Linked DNA regions of Homo sapiens: region 2 is linked to region 1. The links are chromatin loops, found by intact Hi-C in ENCODE. Cell type or tissue: endothelial cell of umbilical vein. All regions are shown on one strand. Links, peaks and the distances in the headings refer to the core of each region. The heading gives the core; the rest is flanking DNA.

Region 1 (2,918 bases), core at 266-2,765:
GGAGAGATTGGAAACCTAATCCATTTTTCTCAAAGTTAAGATTCCAGCTGCAAGATAAGTTCCACCAATTGCATGAGATTTTTCTGCAGCTGTAGCTGTTGAGAGACAAGGTGGTGGAGATGTAACTGTTAAGAGGCAGAGGTGGCTGAAGTTTTTAGCTACATGAGCCAATGAATTTTCTTCATTGTTTAAACAGCTTTGAGCAGGGCTTTCTGTAGCTTGAAACTAAAAGCAACTTAAATGATGTTGTTTAAATGTGTTAAGATCTTAGGAACAGGGCAGGCACAGTGGCTCACGCCTGTAATCCCAGCACTTTGGGAGGCCAAGCCAGGTGGATCATCTGAGGTCAGGAGTTCGAGACCAGCCTGGACAACATGGTAAAACCCTGTCTCTACTAAAAATGCAAAAAAAATAGCTGGAACTGGTGGTGTATCCCTATAATTCCAACTACTTGGGAGGCTGAGGCAGGAGAATTGCTTGAACCCGGGAGGCGGAGGTTGCAGTGAGCTGAGATGGCGTTGCTGCCCTCTAGTCTGGGTGACAGTGAGACTCCACCCCAGAAAAAAAAAAGGTATCAGGAAGTAAGCCATAGTTCCTAGGAGATCCTTAAAGGGGATCCATCACCCTCCCTCATCAAAAAAAAAAAAATTAATTAATTTTTTTTTGTTTGGTTTGGTTTGGTTTGTTTGTTTTGAGACAGAGTCTCGTCCTGTCACCAGGGTGGAGTGCAGTGGTGCAATCTCAGCTCACTGCAATCTCCGCCTCCCAGGTTCAACCGATTCTCCTGCCTCAGCCTCCTGAGTAGCTGGAACTACAGCCACATGCCACCACGCCCAGCTAATTTTTGTATTTTTAGTAGAGACGGGATTTCTCCATGTTGGCCAGGATGGTCTGGATCTCCTGACATCTTGATCCGCCCGCCTCGGCCTCCCAAAGTGCTGGGATTACCAGCGTGAGCTACCGCGCCCAGTCTTAATTCTTAAACTAGGACAATCTCTAAGGTCCCTTGCAGCATTAGCATTCTGTAATCTTATGAATCTATAAAGTTCTAAATTGTTGATTTGACTGATAATGAGTAACCTCTGCCATTATAAAAAAGTTTTATTTTTTAAATAAAGTTGGGTTTTTCCATTGCAAAAGAAATACATGCTTATTATAGAAAATTTGTAAGCTATAGGAAAAAACTAACCAAAAAGGCAACCACTGTGAATATTTTGGAAACTTCCTCCCAAATTGTTCATTTTTCTACGTATAATCTTAGCGAGGTTTTAATATAGCCAAGTTCATACTATATGTGCAATTCTGTACCATACTTTTTTCATTTGACGTTATAACATAATGCCACATAACTCCCACATTATTATAAGCCCTTTGTAAACAGCTTTTTTAAATGGCTTACCATTCCATTGAATGGATATTCTATAATTTAGTTTATTCCCCTAATGTTGGGCAAAATTAGGCTGTTTCCAGGTTTTGTGTTTATTTGTTTGCTATTCTATTTCCTTTGTAACAAAGGACTTCTTACTGAATGTAAAAGGAAGGGTCCCCAGCAGTAGAGTGGCGTTCCCCCATGTCAGACCACATGGGGGCAGAAGCAGGACAGCTATCTCATTGTCTAGGAAGCCCCTGCCTTGTCATGGAGACCACTCGGATGGGCCTATAGCTAAACAATGTGAAGAGGCATCTCTCTCTCTCATGACTTTCCTTCTATTTGGAAGATGGTCCCCTAGGGCCATTCCTGGCTTCGCTCCTAGAGGCAGAGTCCCTGCCCTGTTTGGTGGGCTTAGGAACGTGCCCTATTGCAAGGGGCTAGCATGGCCTCTGTTCCCTCATACTGTAAGTGTATCAAGGACAGACCACAATCTGGGCAGCTGTCCAGTGATCCAGCCTTGTCTATGGTGGGGTGAGAAGTCTCATTCGGGGATTCAGCAATATGAAATCCCTTTAATCTCCAAAATCAGCTATATCTCCCCAGCCTTCTGTCTTATTTTTCTTTTTTTTTTTTCATTCGTGTATTTATTCCACAGTCAAAATAAGTCATAATTTAAAGCCACAATATTTTTAAAAGATAACGGAGAATTGGTGGCACAGCTGCATTAGCAAAGAAGACACCAGTCTAAAGTGCAACACTAAACAAGTGTTCTCTGTTCCCATCATGGAATAAATACACACCATTACACACACAATTTCACTAAAGATCAGAGATGAGGCCAATAGCCCTTTGAAATGAACTGCCCAATGAATAGAGGCAGACTACAGATAATTTCTATTAAGATTTTACTGCAAGATAGAAAAATCCCCAAGGTGACTACTAACTTGAGCCCCTCATTTTATGCTCCTGGCCTTGGCTTCTGTTTTCTTTCCTCAGCTGTATCCAAATCCAAAAAGGCTTCTCTACCCCATGCTCAAAAATGCGACCTCAAGTAAGTCCCTAAGGTCCTCAGCACAGACTGATGTGAATAAGCCCGTGGGCAACCAGAACCGCCAGGGAAATCAGGAACACAAGCATAGAGCACGGCATCACTTGTTTAAATGATAGTTTTAACCATCGAATGAGCTCTGAAGCCACATGCTTTTCCTAAACAAACAGAAACACTGTCTTCATATCTTTCTATTCTTCTTGCAATAATGTTAAGTAAGCCATCCAAGTAAAAAAAAAAAATTAACAGAAACAATCAAAAATGAAAAATCAGGCTGGGCAAGGTGGCTCATGCCTGTAATCCCAGCAGTCTGGGAGGTCGAAGCAGGAGGATCACCTGAGATGAGGAGTTTGAGACCAGCCTGCCCAACATGGCGAAATCCTGTGTTTACTAAAAAATACAAAAATTAGCTGGGTGTGGTAGCGGGCTCCTGTACTCCCAGCTACTTGGGTGACTGAGGCAGGAGAGTCGCTTGAACCCAGGAGGCGGAGGTTGCAG
Region 2 (2,918 bases), core at 121-2,620, 87 kb before region 1:
CCCATCAATCAAAAACACTGAGTTAAACTTTATGTGAGCAAGAAATAAACTTGTATTTATTGAGTTTTTTAAAAATAACATCCTTGTCAAAGAAACCAGAACTACTGGGCTGGAGAAAACACAGAGGTAGAGAGTGGTGTTAAATCAAGTTTAGCCTAAAGCTGCCTCCTTACATATTGTAAGTTCAGCCTAAAGGCTTTTCTGCACATCATGAACTATATCCTAAACGGAGTTGTAAACAGACTGTAGACTACTCTTGTGCCAATCACTGAGTTTTGGCCAATCAAAGGTGGCCAACTGTTCAAACTGTGTTCTAATAAGGCAAATGCTAAGTTGTAACCAAATTGGCTGTTTCTGTACCTCACTTCTGTTTTCTGTATGCCACTTTCCTTTTTCTGTCCATAAATCTTCCAACTACATAGCTGCACTGGAGTCTCTGAGCCTACTCTGGCTCAGGAGGCCTCCCAATTCATGAATCGTTCTTTGCTCAATTACACTCTGTTAAACTTAATTTGGCTAAAGTTTTTCTTTTAACAGTAGTTATGATATCCAACTTCAAATACCCAGTGGGCCACCATAAATTAAGATTTCTTGGTGTCACTTCCAGGTAGAGAACTAATATCTGCAAGGAGATTGATATGGTTTGGCTCTGTGTCCCTACCCAAATCTCACCTTGAATTATAATCCCCATAATCTCCACCTGTCAAGGGTGGAACCAGATGGAGGTTATTGGATCATGGGGGTGCTTCTCCCATGCTGTTCTCATGACAGCGAGTGAGACTCAAGGGATCTGATGGTTTTATAAGCATCTGGCATTTCCCCTGCTTGTACTCACTCTGTCCTGCCACCCTGTGAAGAAGGTACCTGTTTCTCCTTTGCCTTCTACCATGATTGTAAGTTTCCTGAGGCCTCCCCAGCAATGCAGAACTGTGAGTCAATTAAATCTCTTTCCTTTATAAATGACCCAGTCTCGGGTATTTCTTCATAGCAGTATGAGAATGGACTAATACAGAGACTGATTGTGTAGGAGATTTCCAATGTAAGGAGAAAAAGTCCTAAGAATCAGAGATGTCCAAAGATCTGCCTACTGCCCACCCTTCAACCTCATCATGCTCCCCTTGGCCACTCATCCTTCCTTCTGTTTCATGCATATCCTGGGCTCTTTCTTACCTCTGGGCCAGTATGCCTTCAGATCCCTCTACTTCAAACACTCTTTCTGACTCTTCACAGGCTATATGCATGTGTTAATTCAACAACTATGTATTGCTCTGTGCCTGCTCCATGCCAGCACTGTTCTGGGTGCTTGGGATAAAGCAGTGACCAAAACAGACAAAAATTCCTGCCCTCATGGAGCTTAAATTCAGCCAGAGATCAGTATAAACAGTGACATGATTAATGAGATAATATGTTAGATGATAAATGCTATGGTGAGGAAGGAAGAAAGGCATAGCAAAGAAAGGACGAGGAGTTCCAAGGCAGGGATGAGGGGTGGTCAGAGACAAGTCACCATTTTAAGTAGGGTGGGCATGGCGATGGTAGGCCTCACTGAGAAGATGGTATATGAGCCGCTACTTGAGGGAGGTGAGGAAATGAGTCAGAGGATGACTGATTAGTCAGAGTGTTCTAAGCAGGATGAGCATTCCAGGCAGAAGGAATAGCAGGCAGAAAATCCTTAAGGCAGAAACATTTCTGGAATTTTCAAAGAACAGAAAGGAGGCCATCATGGCTAGAGTGCAACAAGCAAAAAATGGTGTAATAAGAAAGGGAACGAGAGGCAACCAGGGCACATGAGTCTTCAGGTTAAATGCCACCTCCTCTGGGAAGCCTTTCTGAACTCTCAAATCTAAACTGAGTTCCCTCCTTCAATCCCTTTATTCTCTCTCATGCACCCTTGTCTTTTATAATATAAGTTATAATTCATGAATTTAATTTCTTACTATCTTTAACCCCCATTAGACTGTGATGCCACTGAAACCACTTTTGCAAAAATTATAATTGAGGAAATTATGACGGTGAAAGAGAGCTGACCTAACAACCAACTCCATCTTGCTTCTAACCTCTCAGCTGTCCTTATTCATTCCTGGGCATAGGCTGAACTAACCTTGAGAAGGAATTTGTAGTTTAACTTTGAAACAAAAATGGTAGCAGCCCTTTCCCAAAATAAACCTCCTTCTTGCCTTGGGACCAGTCTGCCTTTGTAGGACTAACAAATTAGCTACAAGATTAGAAATTATGGTTTAGAAACCATGCAGCCTCTGGCTGCTCTGAACCTCCCCAAATTGCTCCTGAGAATAACATCACTGTTGTAAAACCTAAGATCAGTGCTTGAGATATTTTGCAGACCCTGCATTCTGATGCACCAGCTGATGCCACCCAAGCCAGTAATCTGGTGCAACCAGTTCTGCGATCCCACCTAGGGACAGAAGACAGCAAGGAGTATTCACCTCCACCTGCTATGATTTCATCTCCAACCCAACCAATCAGCACTCCCCACTTCCCAAGCCCCTACTCGCCAAATTATCCTTAAAAACTCTGATCCGGGAATTATCAGGCAGACTGATTTAAGTAATAATAAAGCTCTAGTCTCCTGTATAGCCAGCTCTGTGTGAATTAAACTCTCTCTATTGCAATTCCCTGTCTTGATAAATCAGCTCTGTCTAGGCAGCGGGCAAGGTGAACCCATGGGGCAATTATATGCCAGGACAGAGGCCAGGTTAACTTCAATCATCTCACTGCACCAGCACCTAGCCCGGTGCCTGGTAGTTGCCCAATTAATATTTGGTGTTTAATTAATATTTCTTGGCCAAATTAATGGCTGTTGTAATAAGTTGCCTTATTGGTAGTCAATTGGTGAGGATTCCCCTGTCACAGGGTGCAGTTAGACAGCAAACTCCAAAATCCTTTCCCACCAGGAGAGT

What was found. Hi-C counts contacts between places; a loop is a spot of excess contacts. Peaks named below come from ENCODE experiments on the same cell type or tissue, not always from the same donor. Only the 100,000 strongest peaks of a DNase experiment are listed, where the experiment ranks them.
Region 2: it touches region 1 in a loop (2.0-fold over the local background); 1 of 110 quality-filtered maps calls a loop at or near these places.

The regions. Positions count from the first base shown.
Region 1 is chr5:154,994,583-154,997,500 of GRCh38, reverse strand. No RefSeq gene overlaps it. Among named protein-coding and RNA genes, the nearest start is that of KIF4B, 18 kb to the left of the region's middle. In endothelial cell of umbilical vein, for the core only: a CTCF peak has its summit at 1,580 (motif pointing right); no DNase peak of the experiment used is centred there; H3K27ac peaks cover 181 bases.
Region 2 is chr5:155,081,294-155,084,211 of GRCh38, reverse strand. No RefSeq gene overlaps it. Among named protein-coding and RNA genes, the nearest start is that of KIF4B, 69 kb to the right of the region's middle. In endothelial cell of umbilical vein, for the core only: no CTCF peak of the experiment used is centred there; a DNase peak (open chromatin) is centred at 1,621; H3K27ac peaks cover 929 bases.